Linked DNA regions of Homo sapiens: regions 1 and 3 are each linked to region 2. A link is an interaction called in ENCODE POLR2A ChIA-PET data of the cell type or tissue named here. Cell type or tissue: HepG2. All regions are shown on one strand. Region 1 overlaps LOC101928269 (a long non-coding RNA gene). Region 2 overlaps RUNX1 (RUNX family transcription factor 1). Region 3 overlaps LINC01426 (long intergenic non-protein coding RNA 1426).

Evidence for each region. ChIA-PET counts read pairs that join two places held together with the same protein. Peaks named below come from ENCODE experiments on the same cell type or tissue, not always from the same donor. Only the 100,000 strongest peaks of a DNase experiment are listed, where the experiment ranks them.
Region 1: POLR2A ChIA-PET joins it to region 2 with 5 read pairs; 2 of 35 experiments call an interaction of 5 or more read pairs at or near these places.
Region 3: POLR2A ChIA-PET joins it to region 2 with 5 read pairs; 5 of 35 experiments call an interaction of 5 or more read pairs at or near these places.

What each region holds. Positions count from the first base shown.
Region 1 is chr21:35,952,012-35,956,011 of GRCh38, reverse strand. LOC101928269 (a long non-coding RNA gene) reads left to right here. Exons shown (of 6, transcript NR_110418.1): 6 at 1,187-1,352. Among named protein-coding and RNA genes, the nearest start is that of LINC01436, 51 kb to the left of the region's middle. RefSeq lists an enhancer at 2,143-3,342. In HepG2, no CTCF peak of the experiment used is centred here; a DNase peak (open chromatin) is centred at 2,231; H3K4me3 peaks cover 270 bases.
Region 2 is chr21:34,815,948-34,819,947 of GRCh38, reverse strand. The region is part of intron 7 of RUNX1 (RUNX family transcription factor 1); the gene reads left to right. Among named protein-coding and RNA genes, the nearest start is that of RUNX1-AS1, 18 kb to the left of the region's middle. In HepG2, no CTCF peak of the experiment used is centred here; DNase peaks (open chromatin) are centred at 1,387, 1,907 and 2,771; H3K4me3 peaks cover 804 bases.
Region 3 is chr21:34,758,712-34,762,711 of GRCh38, reverse strand. The region is part of intron 1 of LINC01426 (long intergenic non-protein coding RNA 1426); the gene reads right to left. Among named protein-coding and RNA genes, the nearest start is that of LINC01426, 15 kb to the right of the region's middle. In HepG2, no CTCF peak of the experiment used is centred here; no DNase peak of the experiment used is centred here.

The DNA of each region.
Region 1 (4,000 bases), 1.1 Mb before region 2:
TGTTGCTGTTGTTAGCCAGAAAGAGATGGCCACACCTCTATCAAGTTGGGAGAACAGAACCATTAGACAGAGTGGATTTTCTCCACCTTAGAAAGTTTTCCCTCCACAAAGAACATGAATGCATCCAGGACCAACTACGTAATTTTTAGGGCTCAGTACAAAAAGAAAATGTGGATCTGCTTGTTGAAAAAGCAGAGAAAAAAATGCTGCTAAAGGTACTAAAATATAAAGTTTTTCTTTTGGTTTTATGAATCTCTTCTGCTCATATGCATGCTCCACTGTCCCAAGTTCAAAGGTAAAATTGGAAAGAATTTCCAGACGGCCACAGCAGAGCATGAAACCAAGCTTGGGACTCTTCTGAGTATGGGACCCTGGGTGTGACTACAGCAGTTCCCATGGAGCTGGCCCTGGATACAACTCACCAGCAAGCCACGAGCAAGCTAGAAGCCAGAGGGAACATTACCCCTCTTCCCTCTGGAGTTTCAGGTGGAGGTGTGGGCAGGGATCATGGTAGCTGCCTGAGTCTGGGCTCCCAGGTGACATGGAAGGCACGGTGCTTTGTATCTGATGTTGGAGAACAGGAGCAGTTTTTCTCTCTCTTCTTTGTTCTCGACTCACCTGGGCAGTGGCTTCACCACACTGTCTATCTTTGTGGAGAGAAGGGGAATGACTTGCTCATGATGGGCAGCGGTATTTTGACTTTCCATTGTAAATACTTGATGTATACGTCTCATTATATTTATTGAGTGCTGGCTCTATGTTGGCTTCTGTTCTAGGTGTTGCTGGGATCTTCCTGTCCTCATGGAGCTTACATTCTCATGGTGGGGAGGCGTGGAATAATCAAAAGGGAGGAGTAGACCCAATGTAAAGAATGTCAAGCATGGGAGTGCTATGGAGGAAAGCAGGGTGGAGAAGGGATGCAGATGTCGGGGCTGCTGGTTTATAGTTGTCAGTAGGGTGGTGAGGGAAGGTCTCACCAAAAGGTGACACTTGATGATGAACTGAAGAAGATAAAGGAGAGAACCATGCTGACCTCTGGGAAAGAGTGTCCGGGACAGTGACAGTCAATGCAAAGATTCTGTGGTGGGAGCAGAGAACTTTGTTCTTCATTGACCTTGCATGAGTTTTTGGTGTGATTTTAGCACATGAAGATCTATGTGAAAACATTCTTTCCCTCTTTTTTAAGGAGAAAAGCAGTCCTTCTGGTACTGGCTGGGTGTGGTGGCTCACACCTGTAATCTCAGCACTTTGGGAGGCCAAGACAGGAGAATTGCTTGAGTCCAGGAGATTGAGACCAGCCTGAGCAACCTACGGAGACCCCCCTCTCTACCAAAAAAAAAAAAAAAAAAAAAGAAAAATAGTACGCCTCTGTCCTTGCAGTTAAAGATGAACAAGGAAGAGTTCCAAAGCCTTGATTGAATGCGGCTTCGTCTCCTCCAGCAGCCGCACAGCTGGGCTCTGACGTCGAGGAACTTCTATAGACAGATCTCTCTTATTAAAGGACATTTCTTATTAATGGCTGACTTCAAAGCAAACTTAAAAAAAATCCAATCGATTTCTCATTTATTACATTTTGTTTTGTAAAAGATTTTATGTCAGTGATTGCAGAATGAAGGTGCCAATAGTAAAATAATTGGTTTATAAATGGAAAGTTAATTAGGCATTCCCCTTTACATCGTCCTCTCCAAGGTCAGGGCATGACTGAAATGCAAAGAAAACACATTTGTACAGCAGGCAGATGAGAGGCTCACGTGGAGGGCTGTTAACCTTGGGGCTTGCCTCCTCAAGTGTTGAAGCAAATGGCTTGATGAGCTTCAAAGGAACGGGACATTATTGTACCTGGGAATATAAGAATGGTGTCTGCAGTTACATTAATTGGGATAACAATTATGAAAGCTTGAGAAGCCTCAAATTTCAGAGCCCACTCTAATCCCCAGGAAGACTTTTCCCTGGGTGGATATAATATTGCTATATTCCAGGTGCATTCCTAAGATGTATTACATTTCTCAGACTTACTTTGTATAGGCCATTGCCAGGGGCAGGTTTGGGGGTGGCCAGAAGATTCTTTGGTTTCAGCCAGGCAACTCTCTGCCTCCCTGGAGGGTTCATGTACTTGGGGAAAGCCAGGGTCAAAGTAGACTTGACATTTGTCTGGAAGCATGAGCTCCATGTCCTGGTTTCAGTGAAACAAAAGGCAGGAATGCAAAGATCTGTTTCCTGGAACTGTTCGTATTTACACAGTGATAACGTATTTCTTCATGTTGTTGACCCAGATGTAGTTGTATCTTGCCTGGTGACAGAGTCTGCTTTGTTGATTGTCTGCTTTGGAATTTTCTGGGCTTCTGTTGAACATGGGACTATGTTTTCCTGGAAAATAGAATATTAAAATAGTTGACAATTCTCCCATAAGTGGAGCTGCGTTCCAAGAACAGCAATGTAGGTAATCCTACCTGATTCACCTCTAGATCTCTACTTTGAGTTTCTGTTGGTGGCAACAAAGCTATCATGAGAAACAACATCCTTCACCTTTGAAAAAGAAAACTTCCATTAAAAAAAAAGCAGGAAGCTTTTTAAAAAATTATCATTGAAGGCTGTTGTCTGATCCTTACTTTAGGGGAAAAACCTTGCAATGTAACAAAAATATCAATGGGTTTACATGAGCGATTCCAAACTCCTTGCAGAAAAACTCTTAGATAGCATTTGGAAGTGTCATTATGGCAGAAGTATATTGAATAACCATGCTCATCTCAATCAGTGATGTTTCTGTATTCACATGGGCCTTGACTTTTGAAGCCTTTAGAGAAGGAAGAGTTGGCATATATTAGACACCAAAGTTTTTGCCAGCTGAATGTGTCATTCTTTCCTTTATCTCTTTACAGGAAATGTTTAGTTATTAAATTCATTGATATTTCCTGAAATGATATTGCTATTTCCCATCTGAAGGACCATAGAGGTGAGCCTCTAGAACATTGTCCCTGAAGATGTTCATGTGATGATTCTAGCACTTACGTCCTCCACAATCTTTCTTTTCTATCGGGCAGTGGCACAGAGGCATTGGGTCTGACATGAAAAGCAAAAGCATGCATAGCCTTTGCCCTGATCCTTCCCACTAGGAAGCCATTTCCTTCCCTCCAGAAACCACTGCCAGTTTTGGACAATCTCCTGCTGATGTTGTTATCATGGGGGACAGAGAGGAAATGGGACAGGAATGTGCTAGAGCTTCTAGCCCCTGCATTTCTGCTTGATTGGCCAAAAGTGATGGACAGACACAGCATTTTGGCTGATTTTGGCACAGAAAATGAAGGGAAGCTGGGCAGGACACCCAGCACAGACCCATGCACTTCATCCATAAAGAAAAACATATTTCTTTAAGTTAAATTAACTTCAGAAGCATGAGCCAGGATGACTCAGTTGGAGTTATGAGGTTCCCAGTTATTGGCTCTAGTGCTACAAACTGGCCCTTACCTCTGTCCTTTCACATCAGGTCCTTCTTCCCTATTTCAATGTCCGTGGGTCTGGAAATGAGTTCATATCTCGTCTGAGAATTTCTACAACTGCCGGAGGCTCACAGGTTTGTTGGAAACTCACAGATGAAAGCACCCGGAAGCTTTTATCTCTCTGCTGAAATGTCTTCCCTGAGGACACACACATAGTGTCATTGTGACCTTTAATCTTAATTCCTAATCATTTTTTTTTTTTTTGAGACAGGGTCTCGTTCTTTTGCCCAGGCTGGAGTGCAGTGGCATAATCTCGGCTCACTGCAACTTCTACCTCCTGGTTTCAAGGCCTCAGCTTCCCGAGTAGCTGGGATTACAGGCACCTGCCACCTCACCTGGCAGTTTTTGTGTTTTTAGCAGAGACGGGGTTTCATAGTGTTGGCCAGGCTAGTCTCGAGCTCTTGACCTCAAGTGATCCATCCATCTTGGCCTCCCAAAGTGCTGGGATTACAAGTGTGAACCACTGCGCCCGGCCAATCCTTTTCTTATCACAGAATAGTTTT
Region 2 (4,000 bases):
AAATACCATCCTGTGCCGATTCCTCCCACAAGCCCGGCCCTTTAAGCCTGCTTGGGGGCTGTGGCTTGGGCTGGCGGGCCAGAAGCAGGATGGCAAACAGGTGTGCGAGTGTGACAGGGCAGAGGCTGGAGCCACAGCTGTGGGAATACGAGGCTTTGGCAGGCCGAGGCCAGGAGGGGCGGGAGGCTGGTGCTGACTGATGGTCCTGTCATCCCGGTTCAGGATGCCACTGCCAAACTTCATGCCAATTGCTCCCAACAGAGTACACGGCTATGAGAGGGAGAGAGCTGGGACCAGATGAAGGCATCCCTGTGACGGCCACGTCCTTGTCCATGAATTCAGGGTCAGGGTGACGAATGGCAGGGCCAAAAGCTACCCTGGAATGTCACAGGAATTTGCAGAGACCAAATGCCCTTCTTTCAGAGGCACCAGAGTGGGGGCTCCCGCATTGACGGGTGGCTTCTGGGCCCCCTCCCTTCACTAAGACTTGGTGACTTGGTAATCCTCCCTCCTCAATGAAACTTATCTAAGAATTGATTAGGAAGAGGGACTGGAGCATGGCAGTAACTAGCAGTGCAGACCTGTCATCTCCATCTTCCCCTCCCATAGCGTGTGGCTCTTGCCATGTCATGACCACACTCCCGGGGGCTCGAGCTCTGGGCTTGCCTCAGCAGTCTGAGAACCACAAGTTTCTAAAGAACAGGTATGAGGAGGAGAGACTTTTCTTGCTCAAAGACATGGATCCACTCAGAAACAGCATTCAATGGTGCTGTGAGTTTCCTCCCAAGTGTAATGACCTCCTCTGACTTGGGCACTTCTTACAGTGACTTTGAACTTCTGAGCATTAGAGATGAGTGAATCGCAGAAAACTAGACCCCTTGTTAGATGGATGAGCCCAGAGAGGTTAAGAGACTTGCCCAGGGTCACACAGATACCACCCATATCAGAGCGCTCAGCTTTCCTTTCCCCTCCTCCCCAGCTTGGACACATTCCTAGGATTTGGATGTAGCAATGTGAACCGTCCTGAGCAGTCCCTTCAAAACAGCACTTAGGCGAAAGAGGGGCTGTTGGAACAAGACAGGACAAACACCCGTGTGCCTCTGCACGCTGCTCCACCCAGTTTCTCATCTTTATATTACAGAAAAAGAGTCTCAAATAACCCAAACAGGCAGGGTATGATCTGCAGACAGTCTGCAGGCATCTGCCCAAGAAGCTGCCGGTCGGCTGGTCCATCCTCCTCTGATTTATGTTGTGTGTGTTAAGCCTTAAATTGTTGAGTCTCTGGCTGGCTGCAGTGGTATTACTGGAGGGCTGGTGCATGTTTTCGGCTCACAGAGCTGGCTCCGGTACTGGAGGTGTTGGCCCCGAATCAAGTCCAATCTCACACCTGTCTGAGACAATGAGGGCCTTGTTAGACACATCTCCAGTCGAGGAGGTGCAGGCTGCTTATTTTTCACATTCAGAACCAGAAGGAGGGGGGTCTGGGACAAGGGGGATGGGAGAAGCCAAGGGGAGACGGGAAATGCTGGGGTCAGCTGCCTCTCGGGCCCTTTCCCTCTCCTTCTCCCTCCTCCCTTCCCCCGCTCTTATTTAATAAACTTCTCCTTACTTTTGGAAATTAAAAAACAAACAAACAATACTAACAGTTGCCCTCTTATGAAGGATAATTTCCTACTGCAGAACAAGGAGCTCGTGGCCTGTTGTAGGATAAATTCCCAGTCATCATGGGAGTGGAGCAGCCCAGGGGAGGAGTGGGGTGAATAGGCAGGGGCGCAGCCCCCACCCCACCCCAGCACTGAAACTTGAGCTCTTTGCACACTGAGGGCGCCTGTCAGTGAGAGGTTTTCTCTTCTGGTTTTCCCTCCACTGCTGACATTTCAGTGACAGCCGCAGAAAGTAGAGGGGACTTTGTCCCCAGCTCCATATTATTCATTGATGAAACCGCAAACTGTTCTGTCCTGGTTCAGCCTTCCTGTCCCCTGTGATCAGAGCAGACAGAGCAGGCCACCAGGACTTACGTCTGCAGACACTTTGCAAATCCAGTTCTCAAGAGGCCCTGACATGAGGCGGCCCCGGGCAGGAGTCCTTCTGGGTACAGGCTGGCACCCCTCAAGGGTGATGATCGCTCTGAAGGATCATTACTTAGTCAAAGCCACCCTGAAATGACTTTCTATTGCAGGACCACACGACGTGGAGGCCCATAGTGTAGGAGTCAGGAAAAGAGCTTCCCAGAGTTATCAAAAACCACTCTTTACTGCGAGAGCCAACAGTAAGGAGCCTGTGTAGAAGAGCTAAGAAAATCTCACACATGTAGTGGCCATGTCTTGGGGGCTTGAGTAACTCGACAAATCTCCCAGCTCTGTTTGTGATCAGGTAGGCTCTTACCTGAGCCGGGAGGCATTTAGGTGCCAGCAGTCACTCAAACAAGGAATGGGCAGCCCTATCCTTCTCATCCATACACAACTTATTTAAGCACTAAGCCCCATTGCTGACTCCTAATTTGGCCTCAGCGACACAACAGGGAAAATCCATATGCTGTTTATTTCATTTGAGACTGAGGACTTACCAGAGATGAGGTTGCGCCAGTCTGTTTCTTGTAGTATAAATCATTTGTAGCTCAGCCACCCTTGTATCTCTGTATGTACATCAGTTGACAATCCCAGAGAAACAAAAGGACAACTTTTCAGAGGCAGCAGAGTGACAGACGGTGAATAGCAATGAGCATAGGCAACCTGGACTTCTGGCTACACTCCAGCCTGAGTTTGAATCCCCTCTATGTGACCTTGAGTGACGTGTGAAGACCCAATGTGCTCACTGTTGATACTTTGGCCTTCAGAGAGTCCAGGGACTGCACTGCATAGGTTCCCTTAGCCCTGCACTCCTGGTAGAACCTGTCTGAATATGTCACCTTTGGAGGAAAGTGGCCGAAGAAGCAGGTGTTGCTATTTCAGGTCAGCTGATGCCAGGGAGGCCTGATACCTATGGAGACCATGGAACCACCAGTTTCCTGTCTCCTTCTCTAGCCATGCCTCCCTGCCTTGTTCTGGGCCACAAGGTGCTCCATTCTTCCGAAGCTCATTCTTGCTCTGAAATGACCAAAAAGTCAAGCCAACGAACAGGAGGGAGGCTGGACACTGAGGTGGGTGAATGCTGCAGATCTTCCTGCTTGATCTCTGAACACCCATGACCAGTCCTGCCCACAAGCTTTGGTCCATGCTGGATGCCTACCCAGAAAGTTCCTTCCTCTCCTCCCCACCACATCCCCGAATCCTGCCATTCTTCAGGGCACCTCACCTGCCCCATCTCCTCCAGAACATCTTTGTCCTCACTGAGGCCCAGACTGACTCCCTTCCCGACTCCTGACTGATCTGTTGGTCTCTGTCACTTTGGCATTTCCCCACACATTGCCTTCTGCTGTTACCAGATAGGCTGCATGTTTGAGTGACGCTTCACCAACTGTCATGGCTATGATTTTCCACCATCTGTGCTGTAAGACAGTAAAAACTCAACCACCACCACCGAGATGCCATCCAGGCAGGCAACCCTGAGCGTGCCCCCACCCGCTACACACTCTTCTCCCCAGAGCACATCAGGGTTCTGAGATCAACAAGTTGGAAGGAGACTTCCAGGTGGGCAGGAACGCTCTCTCCTTCCCAGGACCCCCACGAACCTAGCCCAGAGCTGCAGAGAAAGGGGTGCATGAGTCGTTGAGGAAGGATTTTTCCTTGCTCCTGGGACAGCAAGTCAAAACTGTTTGTTTTAGGTTTTAAGTTAATTTCAGAATATCCTGCCCTAAACAATTTCTTTCCTTACATAGCACCAACTCTCTGCTGGGGCCCTTTGGCTGTTTCCTTTCTCCATTCTTTCCTTCTCCTTTCCCAGATCCCAGCTGGGAACCTGGGGGGAGAGCCTGGCTGGCACCACCTGCCCTTTCTTGGGCCATTTCCCTTCTTGTTTGTGATGAGGAGGAGCCTAGGAAGTCTCCATGCTTCTTGGCTTT
Region 3 (4,000 bases), 57 kb after region 2:
CTCTACCTTAGTGATTGCTTTTCTGGAAATTTTTCCTATCAGCCTTCCTATCGGCTGTGGTTATTCACTGCAGTTTTGTTTATAATAAGGAAAGATTGAAAACAACCAATTGTCCCCCAATAGGAGGCAGGTTAAATCAATAATGGAATATTCTACAGCTATAAAACAGTAAAGAAGCTCTCTACGTAAAAGTATGGAAAGGAAACAAAGAAATCAAGGTGCAAAATGGTGTATGCAATAGGCTTTATGCAAAAAGGGAAAATTAAGAACATATATTCACTTTGGTTATATTTTTCAAAGATTCATAAAATCTAAGAAAATATAAATAAGACGTAAAAAGTTGTAGCTTTTTTGTATTGGTTTTGCTTTTATGTAATATGATTGTATAATCTATTAAAAATAAGGGAAGAAAACCAAATCTATATTTCTACATAGCTGAGTTTGAGACTTGTGAAAAATTACTACCTTCTCTACCTGTACCTTCCATATCAAGGGGTTCAAGGAGCACTTGCTGATTGGCTGATTCCAAGCCTACTGAGTCATTAATATTACATCCTTCAATCCCGTAAGAATGTGGTGAGATCCAGGCTATGCTTGACCTGACCTGACAAGCTGCATGATTTAAGGGAAACAGCACTCGAGTCAAAGTAGACTACTGGAGCCAAGATCTGGTTAATTTGCATATGACTTTAGGCAGGTCACAGACCCTCTTGTAGCTTCAATTCTTACATCATAAAGTAAAGAAATCAGCTGAGGTTAGCAAATATTTATTGGGAGATCACTGCCATCTTGGAGCCTCAACACTGCAGTAAGACTCAGTGCCTGTCCTCAAGGCCTAGAGGACTGATGGAGGAGGGAAGCAAGATGGAGACAAGGTCTGCAGAAGGAGTCAGGAACCAAGTCAGAGGGCTCTCCATGGAGCTCTGGATCCCAGAAGAGGGCCACACCCATCCCATCCCACGGCTCATGGAAACCTCTCTATAGGAGAAGGATTTGAAGAGAAGGTATCTCAGCAAACAGAATAGGAGGAAAGAAGGTGTGACCTGGGACCCATAAGGGAAGCTCAGGCAGCAAGGATTACTGAAGTATCGAGCCTGGGATGGGAAGGAGTGGCGGGTGCAGCTGTGACTGTGCCCTTCCAAAGATCCAGCCAGCTCTGACTCTCCAGGTGTCTGTGTTCCACAGGATGGTGCAGCGAGAGCACAGGCCAGGTCAGGGACAATCGAAACAAAACGGGTTCCACTGAGGACCAGGACCAAGGAAAAGTTCCCTTTGCATCCACTGGGGACCTATGGCTGGGTAGGCAGGAGCCTTTCCTCTTCAGCCCGAGCTCTGCCAAGCCTTGCAGGAGCTGCATGCATGAGTGCAGAGGAGTTAAGGAGATGGTCCCTGGCACTTGAAACCCCATTCCCACCTCCAGCATCTTCACTGCATGATGTCCCTGGTGCCCAGGGCTCGTTCTCCCCTTAGGGACATGGGCCCACCTGAGATCTCTTCTGCTGTCCCCGCCTCCTAGGGTTAGCACTGCCTCTAGTGTTGGCATGCCCCACTGATCAGTGGCCTTACAGGGACCCAGTGGCCTTGCAGGGACTATGGTGCATGGCATTACCCTCATCTCATTTGATTCCCACCACAATCCTTCGAGGTAGTATCACTGCATGCATTTTACAGATGAGACAGTGAAGCTTAAAGCAGCTAATTGCCCCATGGTCCCAGAGTTAGTTAGTAGTAGAGCTAGGATTCGAATCTGGGTCTCTCCTCCCCAAGCCAGGGAGCTGAAGCAAGGTCTTTCTCTGCCTGGAAGAAAGGGCCTGTCCATTTGCTTGACAAACAGGTTGGCTATTCCAAGCTTTGTCCCAACCATCTTGGCCAGGCCACTGAGCTCCTCCCATATCCCAGCCCACCCCATTCATCCCCTAAATCCAAGGCCAGCTCCTCACCCTCCCCTGAGCATGGCTGGATCAGATGAGCAAAAGCAACAGCGCTCACAAGATTGCCCCACTTGGCTCCAGCAATTAATTAAGAGCCGTCTGAGAGCCTCCAAGGGGCCTGCAAGCTCCAGCAAGATGCGGCACACATGGCTCAATCCAAAATATTCACTGTGTTTTTCCCTAGCTGGGGAACCAGTCCTTACCTGTTACCTGAACCTGATTAAATGCCCAAGCCGCTCACTCTTGGTGCCAGCCAGGAGCCAGCCTGCTGGTCCTATGGAAGGTGGGGTGGTGGCTGGAAACTTGACAATGATAGTCATCCGTCAATAAATACGGCGTTGTTTATGGGCTATAACATGAAGCCTCCAGGGCCTGTGCCAGGCACTGCTTATTCTGGTCAACAGGCTGCTGGTACACAGGAGACCTATGGGCTCAGCTGGGGCATGGGAGGAGCCCGAGACTCAACCCAGAGGGGACCATGGGGAGGGCTGCTCTAGGCCATGTTGGGGGCCTCATCACCACCATTCTGGTTCCCAGGTGGTCCATCCTCCACCTGGCACCGGACAACCTGGGTCAGGTATATTTTGTTGTTATTCCTCTGCATAAGACCTTCCATTGCCTTCGCATATACAGTTGGGCCCTTGAATGTTGGAATCTGATTTAGACATAACACTTCCTTGGAAAGCTCATACACCAAGAAGAAAGACACCTGCTATGACGGTGGTGGACCATGGCCCCTCATAGTCTTAGACTTGTCTTAGGGATCAAGTGACTCTGTCCCACCCTGCAGCATAGTCTATGTTCTGCCAGCATTAAAATTAAAGTCCTACTGGCTCTCACTCCAAAATACATCCGAACCCATCCATTTTCTCCACCAACACCTAGACCAGGGAGAGCTCAGTAGCCCTTTTTGGTGAAGAGCCAGATAGTGCATACTTCAGGTGTTGTAGGGCAAGAGGCAAAATCAAACCTACTATGCAGTTACTTATTATTATTTTTTTTTTTTGAGACAGATCCTCACTCTGTCACCTAGGCTGGAGTGCAACGGTGCAATCTCAGCTCACTGCAATCTTCCCTGCCCGGGTTCAAGTGATTCTCCTGCCTCAGCCTCCCGAGTAGCTGAGATTACAGGTGCCTACCATCACACCCAGCTAATTTTTGTATTTTTAGTAGAGACAGGGTTTCACCATGTTGGCCAGGCTGGTCTTGAACTCCTGATATTAGGTGATCCACCTGCCTCGGCCTCCCAGAGTGCTGGGATTACACGCATGAGCCACGATGCCCTGCAGCAGTTACTTCCATAAAAAGAGTGAAAGCACATTTCCATACTTTTTTATTAATGAAAATTAAAATATGACAATATTATTAAAAATCAAGGATATTAAAAAAATACAGTTCAACTAATGAGAAAAAAATGAATTCTTTTTTTAGAGGGGATAAAATCTCACTTCATTGGGGCTCAGAGGTAGTATTCTCTCATCAAATCAATCGAGAGTGTTCACCATTCCTACTTAATGGGCCAGACAAAACCCAGCAGCCGGCCAGATTGGGCCCACAGCCTACCGTAAGAAGATCCTTGCCCTCGACAGAGGATATTGAAGCAGGGTATTGCCAGGACATTGAGACAGCCCCCTCGCCCCCCACCCCAGATCTCCCTGCCTCCATTTTGGTTTCCCACTTGAGGATGGACCAGACAACCTGGGTCAGGTATATTTGGTTATTATTCCTCTGCTTAAGACCTTCCATTGCCTTCCCAAAGACAGGCTCTTGAATGTTGGAATCTGATTTAGACATAACAACTCCGTGGAAAGCTCATACACCAAGGAGAAAGACACCTGCTACGATGATGCCCATCTGCCTCCAGGAAGCCCGGAGCAGGCCCCAGAGGTCTGGGCACTTGGATGCTGCCTACAGGTGATGCATCAGGGCTCCAGAGGCCACCTTGGCAGGACTCACGGCCCTCTGCAGGCAGCAGTTGCTCTGCCTGATCCCTTAAGGGGTTACGTGGGACAATGATAGAGGAATCTAGTCTGACTAGCTAACTAGCTGCCAAACAAGAATTTTAGAGC